Regions from separate parts of the Homo sapiens genome. Here region 1 is linked to region 2. The links are chromatin contacts, found by Hi-C or POLR2A ChIA-PET in ENCODE. All regions are on one chromosome and are shown on one strand. The core of a region is the stretch at or near the end of the contact, and the rest is flanking DNA. Distances in the headings are between cores, read along the strand shown.

Evidence for each region. Hi-C counts contacts between places; a loop is a spot of excess contacts on that map. ChIA-PET counts read pairs that join two places held with the same protein, here RNA polymerase II (POLR2A). Pooled maps may share reads with other maps.
Region 1: a loop to region 2 is called in a pooled map, with 2.8 times the contacts of the local background. The contact joins two enhancer-like sites. A Hi-C loop is called at or near these places in 2 of 168 maps with a recorded cell type or tissue (MCF 10A and PC-3) and 7 of 50 pooled maps. POLR2A ChIA-PET finds 5 or more read pairs at or near these places in 1 of 52 experiments (activated naive CD8-positive, alpha-beta T cell).

Annotation. Positions count from the first base shown.
Region 1 is chr9:15,400,099-15,406,828 of GRCh38, reverse strand. No RefSeq gene overlaps it. Among named protein-coding and RNA genes, the nearest start is that of SNAPC3, 19 kb to the left of the region's middle. Within about 2 kb of position 5,388, at least 2 of the 41 ENCODE cell types and tissues checked have a DNase peak (open chromatin) inside an H3K27ac peak, as active enhancers do.
Region 2 is chr9:15,153,815-15,160,832 of GRCh38, reverse strand. The region is part of intron 2 of LOC124902123 (a long non-coding RNA gene); the gene reads right to left. Among named protein-coding and RNA genes, the nearest start is that of TTC39B, 150 kb to the left of the region's middle. Within about 2 kb of position 4,857, at least 8 of the 41 ENCODE cell types and tissues checked have a DNase peak (open chromatin) inside an H3K27ac peak, as active enhancers do.

The DNA.
Region 1 (6,730 bases), core at 4,139-6,638, 250 kb before region 2:
CCTCCCTGACGGGGCGGCTGGCGGGGCGTGGGGCTGACCCCCCCACCTCCCTCCCGGATGGGGCTGCTGGCCTGGCGGGGGGCTGACCCCCCCCACCTCTCTCCCGGACGGGGTGGCTGCCGGGCGGAGACGCTCCTCACTTCCCAGACGGGGTGGCTGCCGGGCGGAGAGGCTCCTCATTTCTCAGACGGGGCAGCTGCCGGGTGGAGGGTCTCCTCACTTCTCAGACGGGGTGGTTGCCGGGCAGAGGGTCTCCTCACTTCTCAGACGGGGCGGCGGGGCAGAGATGCTCCTCACCTCCCAGACGGGGTCGTGGCCGGGCAGAGGTGCTCCTCACATCCCAGACGGGGCGGCGGGGCAGAGGCGCTCCCCACATCTCAGACGATGGGCGGCCGGGCAGAGACGCTCCTCACTTCCTAGATGTGATGGCGGCCGGAAAGAGGCGCTCCTCACCTCCTAGATGGGATGGCGGCCGGTCGGAGACGCTCCTCACCTCCCAGACTGGGCAGCCAGGCAGAGGGGCTCCCCACATCCCAGACGATGGGTGGCCAAGCAGAGACGCTCCTCACTTCCCAGACGGGGTGGCGGCTGGGCAGAGGCTGCAATCTCAGCACTTTGGGAGGCCAAGGCAGGCGGCTGGGAGGTGGAGGTTGTAGCGAGCCGGGACCACGCCACTGCACTCCAGCCTGGGCACCACCGAGCACTGAGTGAACGAGACTCCGCCTGCAATCCCGGCACGTCAGGAGGCCGAGGCCGGCGGATCACTTGCGGTTAGGGGCTGGAGACCGGCCTGGCCAACACAGGGAAACCCCGTCTCCACCAAAACCAGTCAGGCGTGGCGACGCGAGCCTGCAATCGCAGGCACTCGGCAGGCTGAGTCAGGAGAATCAGGCAGGGAGGTTGCAGTGAGCCGAGATGGCAGCAGTACAGTCCAGCTTCAGCTCAGCATGAGAGGGAGACCGTGGAAAGAGAGGGAGAGGGAGACCGTGGGGAGAGGGAGAGGGAGAGGGAGGGGGAGAGGGAGAGGGAACCTTTCTTTTTTAACTTAGCATTGTATCTTAAAGATCTTTCATGTTGGTAAACAGAGATCTTCCCCATTTTTTTATAGTTGTATAGTTTTCCATCAAGTGGATATACCATATTTACATAACCAGTGCTCTATTAATTTACATTTGGATTGGTTTCAGTCTCTTACTCTCACAAACAGTACTTCAATATTTAATTTGATGCATAAGTTGTTTGTTATATATACAAATACATCTGTAGAATAAACCCCAGAAATGGCATTCTTGGGTTTAATAGTTAACAAATTTGTCATTCTTGTGGTGTGTGTGTGTGTGTGTGTGTGTGTGTGTGTGTTTAAAATGCAATACTACTCTTCTTCTCTTCGTGAACTCTTCCTCATTCTCCAATACTCACTTTAGCTACTTGTTGAAGACTTTCTTGCTTTCTTTGTGAGGCTTGTTCCCACCTCTGTTCTCTCATTGCTCCATATTTGTAGCTCCATTATAGTTCTTAGCCCTTTGTACTAAGATTACTTGTTGGTACAGCAGTCTCCTCTACTGGTCTGTGGTGTTGAAAAGCAGGGATGCTGTCTGCTATATTTTTTGTAACCCCAGGACCACAGACAGTGCCCAGTGTATTGTAGATGCTCAATATGGATGGCTAGGTGGATACATGGATGGATTATAGATGAATAAATGAATACAGCCAATGACATTACTAGGACTGGGGTAAATTCCAAAAATTATTTTCTGGAGAACCTGGGACAGGTGTCAATGTTAAATATCAGGTGTGTTGTTATGCTTTAGTGTTTGGGATACCTGGGTGAGTTGACTCAGAGGTACTGAACCAGGAGCAGGACACAGGAGCTCAGGTAAGTACTGGATAAGGTTCATGTTGGAAGCAAACACCAGAAATGGATCTTCCATCACTTAAGCAAAAATTTGATTGTGGAAGCTTACAATAGAAGGCTTGAACAGCCAAGTCTCAGGAAGAATGGTAACAAGGCCAGGGCTTCTGAAACAGAAAGAGCTTGTGGGCTTCTTTTCTGAGCATTTCTGGAGGCAATTCAGCTCTTACTGTTTCCTGTCTCTGATTAGGTTCTCAAAATTCTCAGGAAAGAGCCAGATAGGTCAGCAGCCCCTTCCCTTGGCTCATTTAGGCATAGCTAAAGGACAGATGTGCTTCACTATGTGCTGGGCAACCATTACAATTTTTAACTACTAGAGGTGCCAAGGTGACAAGTAGGTGGGCTTCCTATTGGTTATGTGTGGTAGAGTCACAAAGAAGCCAGGGCAAAGTAGAAAGCAGGTTAATGGGGCAGGGACTCAGATAGGAGAGCAAGCAGAAGTCCAGCCACCAAAAGGTTAGCAATAGATTGGGATTAGACTGGCAGCCAAATGTGGAATAGGAGTCATCTGAACACATCTGGCCCCAGGTCAAGATTGGCTCTGGGAACTAGAAGACTGAGCCTGCCCTTGGGAGATGAGTGTTCAGCTTGGAAGCCAACCTGGGCCTGGCATGCATCGTTTCTTGGTACAGAACTTGAAGCAGACTTATCCATGCATGCATCTAAATTCACCCATCACCACTATGAAGGACAGGGGCAGCCTGCCTTAATCCTCACAAAATATACCAACTAAACATCTATGTATTTCATTGTCTGCTAACTACTGGTGCTTGTTATTTTTTTTTAGTTCATGTTATTTGACCTTGAATCCAACTTGTATGCTGGTGTGACTGAGACAGGGGAGGGTACTAGCATTTATTTCACACCTACTATGCTCTAGACAGAGTTAGTGGTTCAGATCTCATACACATTATTACATTTTTATTCCCCAAAATAGCCATTTGAGGGCAAATTTTAGCATGTTTTTAAAAAAATGCACTTTTTTTTTTTTTTCTTGAGACAGTGTCTTGCTCTGTCTCCCAGGCTGGAGCATAGTGGCGTGATCTTGGCTCACTGCAACCTCTGCCCCCTGGGTTCAAGCGATTCTCCTGCCTCAGTCTCCCGAGTAGTTGGGATTACAGGCGCCCACTACCATGCCTGGCTAATTTTTGTATTTTTAGTAGTGACAGGGTTTCACCATGTTGGCCAGGCTGGTCTCGAACTCCTGACCTCAGGTGATCTATCTACCTTGCCCTCCCCAAGTGCTGGGATTACAGGTATGAGCCTCCATGCCCAGCCTAAAAATACACTTTATTGAAGTATAAGTGACACACAAAAAGATGTACATATTTAATGTATACAATTTAATGAGTTTGGTGATGAGTATACACCCGTTAAAACATCACCACAATCTACGCCATAAATATATCCCACCACCTAAAGTTTCCTTCCAGGATTAGGTCTCTTTTGATAGATAAATTAATTTAAGCAGAGGAAGGTAAAGTAACATGAACAAAATTATCTGAGCCTCCAGTGATCACATTTTCCCTATCACAGCGCCCTCTAGGTCCTCTTGAGTCTTATCACATGCACACAGGGCCCATGGTACCTGTCTTGATAGTGACTACAAGCCAGCCAATCAGGGACAATAGAATGCACTTGGAGTCAGGAACCCTCCACTCTAACTCAGCTGTGCTGTTAGTTAGCTGGTGGCTTCGTATCTCATCTGTAAAGTGAGGGATTGATCAGATGACATCTAGGCTCTTCCATTGCTCTAAAAATGCCTTGCCTCTGGTTTTACAGCCTTTAAGGCAATTAGAGATCACTTCTGCCTTAGAGAGCTTTAATTTGGTCTGCAGATCTATGCCATACTGTTGCCACATTTTGTTAGCCTCCACAAAAATATGCCAGTATCCTTGACATTCTTCTCTACTTCTTTGCTTTTTTTTACACATAAAATATGAGATTTAAAGAAGCAGAATTGAGTGCCACACCAGTGTGATTCCCAAGGAAACTTGCAACTTACCTATAGTTTCTTTCTTTCTTTCTTTCTTTTTTTTTTTGAGATGGAGTCTCGCTTTGTCGCCCAGGCTGGAGTGCAGTGGTGCGATCTCAGCTCACTGCAAGCTCTGCCTCACGGGTTCATGCCATTCTCCTGCCTCAGCCTCCCGAGTAGCTGGGACTACAGGCACTCGCCACCATGCCTGGCTAATTTTTTTGTATTTTTAGTAGAGATGGGGTTTCACCGTGTTAGCCAGGATGGTCTCGATCTCCTGAACTCATGATCCGCCCGTCTCGGCCTCCCAAAGTGCTGGGATTACAGGTGTGAACCACTGTGCCTGGCCCCTATAATTTCTAAAGTATAATTTGGCATATTGTCTTCTATACTTCTCTGGTCTATAGAAGTTTTTATACTACCCTCCTCCCAATTTTTGGAAATGAAAACCTTTTTTTTTTCAAATGATGTACTTATTCAGAATTCCAAAATGTAAACCAAATGTAAATGAGTAAGAAAGAAAGTTATATCAACAACTGAGAAAAAATATCCTTCTGGGAAAAATTTTTGTATTTGAAAAGACCTTTATGGATAGAATGTGAGGCAAACTTATGTGCACAAGAAATTAACAGAATTGTGAAGGTAGAGGGATGGCATAGAAATAGGTAGAGAGGGCTCAGCAACAGAGTGGTGGGCTAGATCTCAAGGTTCCTGGAAGTAATGGAAAGACCTTTATAGGAGTAGATGTGTCTAATATTCAATTTTAAGGTGTTAGGTTTCTGTGATTTAAATCCTGCCCATTTCCTCACTTGGTCTGCTACATACACTAACACCCTTATGTAAGTTGGGCATTTTGTTTGTTTGTGTAGGGTGGGTAGTAGGGGTACAAAATAAGGAAAAGGACTGATTCCATGAAAACTAATTCATTGAAAGCAGAAACTATTATTTATCAAGTGCTTCCGGGTTCCAGGCAATATATCTGGTACATTTAATCTTCTAAACTATTCTAGGAATTAGGTCCTATTATTATTTCTGTTTTCAAGATGATAAAACTAAACCCTGGGGAAAATACACATTATTTGTACCAAGTTATCCAAGGAGCAAATGCTGAGAGTAGGACTTGAATTCTGATTTGCCTGACTCCAAACTCCATTTCTCACCCAGTGATTGCTCTCTATGGCTGCCTGTGTGTTACGGGAAAGACACAGGACTGTACAGAAGAACATCCTTTCAAATTGGGAAGGAGTCAAGAGACCAAAGAATGACCCAGAGAAGTCTAGTTATTCTTAATTAGGACTTACGGACAGGGCATTCCTGGGCAGCAGCAGGACATCTCCGGAGAACTGCTCTACCACCCATCTGTAAACTGCTTTTAAGCTATTTTTTTTTTTTGCCCTTTGCCTACTGCGTGCGACGAGACTGTTTTTTTTGGTATGTTCCCAGACATGCTCTGGAATGTTTAGGTTCTTAGGGACACTTTCTTTTCAGCTGGTCATCACGGCCTTGGCTCACTGCCCAGCCTTCAGGGCTCAAGGAGTGGACATACACCCTTAAGTAACCTGGTGGGGATCCATCACCCAAAACCATGACGGACAGGGATTTAGTCACTGGAACTACAAAAACCTGCAACTAGTAGCGAGTTATGCTTTCTACTCTTCTTTATATTGTTCCTTATGAGTTGGTTTTGTTTTTGTTATTGATATATTTTGTATGTCAAAGTCCTAGCTGAGTTTGGTGGCTTATGCCTGTAATCCCAGCACTTTGGGAGGCTGAGGCAGGAGGATTGCTTGAGGTCAAGAATTTGAGGCCAGCCTGGGCAACATAGAGAGATCTTGTCTCTATTTATAAAAGATAAAATAAAGTTTAAAAATATCTAAACAAAATATATGGAACTACTATTTTCAGGCTCAGGATGACAGATACGGGCTATAATCCTTTAAAGAAGGGAAACTAGTGAGGTGAGCTCCAAGTTTATCTGCCGGAGCTCTCTGGACTGCACAGTAAAGAGCCCAAGAAGAGAATAAGGGGCTTCTGAAGCTGCTGAGAGAGTTGGAATTTGTGGGACAATGAACCACTGAGAGGGCTCTGCACTTGAAGGAGAATGGAGAAGAAAGGGGCCAGAAATGTTTGTGGGGTAGCTCCTGTGGGCTTCTTGGCTGAGGCTGAAATGCGTGTATGTAAGGCAAGGATCTGCAAGGCCTAGCAAAAGCAAAAAGTTGAAGAACTGAAAGGGAAAGTAGCTAAGTTCAAATTATAGCTGAAGATTTTAACTACTCTTTCAATAATTGATAGAACAGAAAGACAAATAATCTTGGATATGGAACATTTGAGCAATACTATTAGGTCAACTTGGACTAATTAACATTTAGAGAACACTAACCCAAGAACTGCAGAGTGTACATTCTTTTCAAGTCACTCGGAATGTTCAGCAAGATAAACTATATACTGGGCCATAAAATATGTCTCAAATTTCAAAAAACGGAAGTAATGCAGAGTATGTTCTCTGACCACTGAAAAATAAAACTAGAAATGAGTTGCCATAGATATCTTTAAAAAAAATAAAACCCAAGCTGGACATGGTGGCTCATGCCTGTAATCTCAGTGCTGAGGCGGGAGGATAGCTCTAGCTAAGGAGTTTGAGACCAGCCTGGGCGACATTGTGAGACCTTGTCTCTACAAAAAAATTTAAAAATTATCCAGGCATGGTGGCATGTGCCTGTAGTCCCAGCTACTGGGAAGGCTGGGGTGGAAGGATCACTTGAGCTCAGGAGTTCAAGGTTATAGTAAGCCATGATGGTGCTACTACACTCCAGCCTGGGTAACAGAGTGAGACCCTGTCTCTA
Region 2 (7,018 bases), core at 3,608-6,107:
ACTAAGACACTGATTGAACAGAAGTGGGATAACCACAGTGAACACTCCCATTTAGAAGATGAAAAGTGAAGCATGGGAAACCACAGTGAGCACTGGTCTGTAATGATTCTGAAATCTCATGTTTTGAGCTTCCATATCTTGAGAATAGAGAATGTTCTTTGATTGGGCCTTGAGCCCATTTCCTGGAGTAGTGCTCTTGTTCATTAGTCTCTGTGGCATCTGGGTTCACCTTCTGAGAGATTTTTTTTATTTTCTGTGATTTTTCTTTGCCATATCTGAAGAGACTGTCAAAGAAATTGCCCTCCCCAGGAGCAGAACAACTTTCTCAACCTTTCCTGCCTCACACTGGGGCCAAAGGATCATTTTAAGTTTCAAAAAGTCAGCCTTTTTCAGTGCAGGTGGTTCTTCAGTAGTACAATTTTCTAAAAAATTTATTCTATTTGATACAGCATCATATGCCAAATAACCACACCACAGTGTGTCTAAGACATTACTCATTCCTGTTGCCTTAATTAATGAAACTTAATATTAACTTGAGCCAATACCATCTCTGGACTGATTTCTGTATTAATTAGAATGGGCTAGCATATGCAACAGTAACAAACAGCCCCACATGTCTCAGCGGCTTAAAATAACAGTTTTTTTCTTGCTCACACTACATGTGCATTTTTGGTCAGTAGAGAACCTTGTTCTGCACTGTGGAGGCCATTGGACCCTCACCATCTAGGATTATACTCATTGCCATGGCAAAGAGAAGTTTGGCAAATTGCATACTGGCTTTAAAAAAAAAAGAATGCCTTTATTGAGGTATAATTTAAATACCATTAAATTTACTCCTTTTAAAAACAGGTCTACATTTAGTAAATGTGTACTTTTGTGCAGCCATCACCATAATCCAGTTTTAGAACGCACCTATCACCTCAAAAAGTTCCCTCTTGTCCCTTTGCTGTCAATCCCTAAACTCAACCTCTTAGGCCCAGGAAAACACTGACCTATTTACAGCTGTAATTTTGCCTTTAATACAAAATTTACTTTGTATTAAAATACAAGATAATGAGTGGTATCTCATTGTGGTTTTTGATATGTATTTTTCTTTTTTCTTTCTTTCTTTCTTTTTTTTTTTTTTGAGATGGAGTCTCGCTCTGTCACCCAGGCTGGAGTGCAGTGGTGTGATCTTGGCTCACTGCAACCTCTGCCTCCCGGGTTCAAGTGATTCTCCTGCCTCAGCCTCCCAAGTAGCTGGGATTACAGGCATGCGCCACCATGCCCAGCTAATTTTTGTATTTTTAGTAGAGATAGGGTTTCATCATGTTGGCCAGGCTGGCATCAAACTCCTGACCTCAGGTGATTCACCCATCTTGGCCTCCCAAAGTGCTGGGATTACAGGCATGAGCCATCACGCCAGCCTGATTTGTATTTTTCTAATGACTAATGATATTGAGCATTTTTCACGTACTTTTTGACCATTTATGTATTTGCTTTGGAGAGAAAAAGCTATTCAAAGCTTTCGCCCATTTTAAAATTTGGTTTTCTTACTACATCTTTATCAGATACGTGATTTGCAAATATTTTGTTCTGTGATTTGTCTTTTCATTTTTTTGATAGTGTCCTTTGACATAAAAGTTTTTAATTTTTGTGAGGTCCAATTTATCTGTTTTGTTTTTGTTTTTGTTTTTGTTTTTTTGGTTGCTTGTGATTTTAGTATCATATCTAAAAGTCCATTGCCTAATCCAAGGTCATACAGATTTATACCTATGTTTTCTTCTAAGAGTTGTATAGTTTAACTCTTAAATTTGGATCTTTGATCCAGTTTGAAGTAATTTGAGTATATGATGTGAGGTAGAGGTTCAACTTCATTCTTTTGCATGTGGATATCCTGTTGTCCCATCACCATTTATTGAAAATCACATTGACTTTTAAAGCTTCCATCCAGAATTTTCACATGGATCACTTCCATCCATATTTCATTGGTCTAAGCAAGTCATGTGGCTATGCCCAGATTCAAGGAGACAGGTAGGTACAATTCTACCCATCTATCCATGGTTCTGAGTTCACATATTAGAATTCTGTGACCCTCTTTCTCAGTACAGGTTACAAGTCCTCATAGGGGGAGTTTTTATTGGCCTAGCTTGGGAGAGGTGTGGTGACCCTCCCTTCAAACAATTGTAACTAAGAGAACAGGGTCATTTGGAACAAACATGGCTGCTGGAAGTTCACCCTATGGACTGGTGAGTGGGATAGTTAAGGGTAAGTGGTCATTATAACCCAGGTAAGTTACCCCCAAAATATCATCTATCATTTGGAATCTAACTCTGGTTTAGGTTACTTGAAAAGTGATCCACAACTATATGTTCCCTGATGACACTTTTGTTTGCAAATGTTGATTGAGTTCCTACTATTTCCTGTCAGACGGCTCCAGGCACTTGGAAAATACTGGTGAATAAACAGATTGTGTCCTTCTTGGAGCTTATATTCTAATGGGATGGGTCAGGCATTACACAATAAATGGGATAAGTAAATTATATAATGCAGGGGTTGGCAATTTAAGGCCCTCAGGCAGACTGCCTATTTTATAAGTAGTGTTCTAGAACACAGCCATGCCCATTCATTTGCATATTATCTACAGCTGCTTTCAAAATACACCAGCAGAGTTGGATAGTTGCAACAGATATCTAAGGCAAACAAACTTAAAATATTTACTATCTGACTTGTTAAAAAAACATTCACTGACCCCTAAATAATCTGTAGAAGGTGATAGGTGCATTTGGAAAGAGAAAAGGTATCCAAGTAAGGGGACCTGGGGATGCTGAGGTGGGGAAGGATGTCAGTTGTAGTTTTAAAAAAGATGGTTACAGCTGGCTTCATCAAGAAGGTCAAGTTAGAGCAAAGACTTGACAGAGGGGAGGGAGCTAAATTGATATCTGGGGGAAGAGCATTTCAGGAAGAAAACAAAAGCCCATACAAAGGCTTTAAGAAAGGGTGTGCCAAATGTGTTCTGAGGACATCAAGGAGACCATGTGGCTGGCCTGAGGCACTGAGGGGACAGTAGCAGGAGACGAGTCACATAGGTGGTTAAGTACTGACGAAAGTCAGATTTTACTCTTCTTGCAAGCTAACAAGGTTAGCCTGCACAGTTTTGTGGATTCTGGCAGAAGACATGAGAATCCTGGGTCAGAGAAAAAAATGCTTTATTACTCATGGCACAACAAGCGTCATGAACACTGGCACATTTGTGTCAATTCCCCTTGCCTGCCAAGTCCCACAAGGGTGATGTGGAGGGGCTCAGGTGGCTGCTGCACCCTCAATGGGTTTGTGTCACAGCAGAGGAGCCTCTCAGGGAACCTGAATCTTTTTTTTTTTTTTTTTTTTTGAGATGGGGTTTTGCTCTTTCTCCCAGGCTGGAATGCAGTGGTGCAATCTGGGCTCACTGCAACCTCTGCCTTCCGGTTTTGAGTGATTTGCCTGCCAAGGCCTCCCGAGTAGCCGGGGTTATAGGTGCCTGCCACCACACCTGGCTAATTTTTGTATTTTTAGTAGACACAGGGTTTCACCATGTTGGCCAGGCTGGTCTCGAACTCCTGACCTTGTGATCCGTCCGCCTCGGCTTCCCAAAGTGCTGGGATTACAGGCATGAGCCATCACGCCTGGCCAAACCTGAATCTTTTATAACAGACTGCAAGCAAACTTTCTTGCCCTTTCCTCGGAAGATAGACATTCTCTTTGCCTCACACTGAACAGTAAGCAAACCTGCCTTCTTCTCTGGGGGGAGACACTATATCTTACAAAGCTGCTCATTCCAAACAGTTTTGAAAAGCTAGTCTGGAACAAAGCCAGTCAGTACCTTTTCTTTGAGGTATGCAGAAAAGCAAGAGACCTATAATATTGTCTCTGAATGGCAGGTTTATAAGTAATCTTCAGAATGTAATGGGGCCATTTAAAAAACTTTGACTTTTACCCTGACTGAAATGAGCAACCATTGCAGTTTTCAGCAAAGGAGTGGCATGGGCTAACAAGTTTTGAAAAGACTGGATATTGAGGGTAGAGTGAGGTGGATGAGGTAGAAGCAGGAGACGAGGCCATCACAGTGACCCAGACCATAGTATGATGTCTGGGGTTTGGGCCTGAATGACCAGAAGGGTGGAGTTGCATCAGCTGAGATGGGCAAAGTGGCAGACTGAGCAGGTTTTGGAGGAATGCTCAGAAGGCATTATGGACATAATGAGTTTAAGATCCTTATTAAGGATCTTATAAGACATCTTGATGTTGAGAGGGCAATTAGATAAATGACACTGGAATTTGGAAAAGAGGCTTGGGTTGAGATAAAAAGTTGTGAGTCTTTGGTATGCAGATGGCATTGAAAGCCATGTGACTGAAGACTTATGAGAAAACCTCAGGAAATGCCTCCAATATTTCATCAGTAATTATGATTTTGGGTGAAATACATGTTCTGTTCACCCTCAAAGCTGAATTAAGCCTGCTAAGATTCAGATTGGATAAAATGTAATATAGATGAAAAATACTAAGCACAAACTTAAAAATGAGGTCTTCTGATAAAACAATTAGGGCCTTTGTCTGGCTTTTTGTAGACTTCCATATAGCTAAAAAAGGCAAAGTGTCATTTGAGCTTTAGAGGAAGGGGAGAGGAAGCCAAGCATAAAATCTCAAATTTTAATTAAGAAAATTTGACAATGTTAAACAAGAAGCAGCTGCGAGGGGGGAGATTTGTGTGCATTTTTAGCCCTGCTTTGAAAGCCTCAGATTGATTGTCTTTGGAGCAGAATGGAGCAAATTGTCACAAATCTTGTTTTCTGAGAAACCAGTTATGTCAACATTACAGCATGCCACAGCCAGCATGCCAAAAATAACACGAAAAGGAACGGCTGCAAATCTATTTAGGATTAAGCCAGTAATTATTGCGTTTGTGATCATTTCCAAGAATTGTTCCTACCCAAATATTAAATGGAAAATAAGAGCTCATTCCAGCCCTGAAAGTTTTCCATCTCATTTTTTTCTTCACTCACTAAAGATTTATGTTAATAAACTATTAATAGTTTTAAACAGAGAACTTCTATGTTGAAATTAAAAGCAAAGTCATTTTAATAATATGTTGGAGGCTTTATATTTTTCTTTATTAAAAGAGAAAAACATTTCTCTTTTTTCTTTTTATTTCTGTGTCTGAAGTTACTTATAACAATAAAACTTCTTAAAACCCAGACTGAAGGCATGTGTTCATTTAAAGTCTTGAGACACCACCTATTTCCTGATCTCCTCTACATTATTAAATAAGCAAATCTTAATTCATCCAAAATTCTAGTTGGCAAACTCTGGGTGACCATGGAGATTAGAGTGGTGATAAGGGAACCGGTGTAGTGATGGAGCTAACCTCTCTTTAATTTGGCTATTAAATGGCTTCTCCGAAAAGAGACGGAATCCCTTATTTCAGGAAAATGGATTTAAAAAAAAATGATTACAGCATAATTATTTTAAAAATACGCTTTAATATTTATCTGGCTGCTTCTTCCCCTGTTCCCATATTCCCCCTACAAGTTAGGTATATCAGCAGATCATGTAAATATTTATAGTACTTGTTAATCTATTAGGAAATGTATATTCTGACATTTTAGCGCCATGGGGGATTCTTTTTTTTTCTCTAATTTTTGTCTGAGATTTATGCATAGCTTTTATCCAGTAGGAAGAAGGACACATTCTTCCCCTACCCTTTCTCGCCCAGGTGAGCTTCCTAAGGCCAAATCACGCAAAGTTTGACCACAAAAGGTGACTTACTGACTAGCTGTCAGAAAGATGAATGCTTCCTTTAAAAATAGCAGCATGGTGTTCCTTGTCAACAAAACTGTGGCTCTTAGAAAGGATGCCATAGGCCTTATGGTTAGGACCGTCTGGGTAGGTTCAGTTCATTTGTAGAACAAAGATTTCTGTTGCAATGCTCTTTTAGCCATCCAGCTTCATTCGTTTTAAGGGCTAGACCTTGTTCTTCAGCCATTTGGCAATCTGTGTATGGAGTACTGGATACAGTGTGGTTTAGTGCAGTGGTTCCCAGCTTTTCACATCTTAAATTCTACAAATCTTTTTTCGGGGAATGGGGAGGACGAGGTGGAGAGGCACCTGTTATTGCTGTCTAAGCAGAAAGTGAGATGGCGTGAGGGTGCGGGGAGGGACGGTATTGCAGATTGGAGCACTACCATGTACCTTTAGGATGCCCTCCTCCTCATCTTCCTAGATGAGCTCTGTGTCCCTAGACTTAGTTTACACAAACACACAAAAAATAGTAAGTGTCCATGATTTTGATTATCAAAATAATCCTTGGCTGGATAATCATTCTTGGGCGATATTGTTGGGGCGAATGAGGGGACTGAGGGAGCACAAAATCTCAATAACTGATGCTAAAACCCTGTGTCCCCCATTTGGTCATGGAGCAACAAGTCAATACCAGGTCAACAGAATCTTCTATACTTAAAATCCATTTTCGTGGCTCTTATACAAGCCACTGGGAAGCCCACACATTCAACATTTGTTCCATTTTTCCTTCCAGATTAACTTTATTTTTCCACATCCCCGATAGTGATTTTTCCATTAACATTTGATGCTCAATTTTCATTTTCCCTAACATTGGTCCCTGGAAGTCTTCCAAAATCTTAGGAAGCATAATAGATTTGATTTCATCTTGTTCCTTTCTCACCTGTTTTTTTTTTTTTTTAATAAAGCTGGTTTCTTTCTTTATTTGAGCAATCTTCTGCTCTCCAAAGGAAGACTCTTTAAAGCTTAGTCCAAAGGAAAAGACTCCTATTCCAAGGCCAGCAAATTTCTTCCTCCACGTGGCCTCTAGCAGCCAGCCAGCCACCAACTGGCCTCTTGTTACAGCCTTTTGTTGACTCTCTTATGGATGCTGCTAACAGTCTCTAGCTTTCCAGCCACTTTCAGCTCTTCTGACAGTAGCCCCTTTTTGGGAAGGACCTGGAGATGAGGCTAAGGCTGCGTTGTTCCCTATCTTTGTTGGATG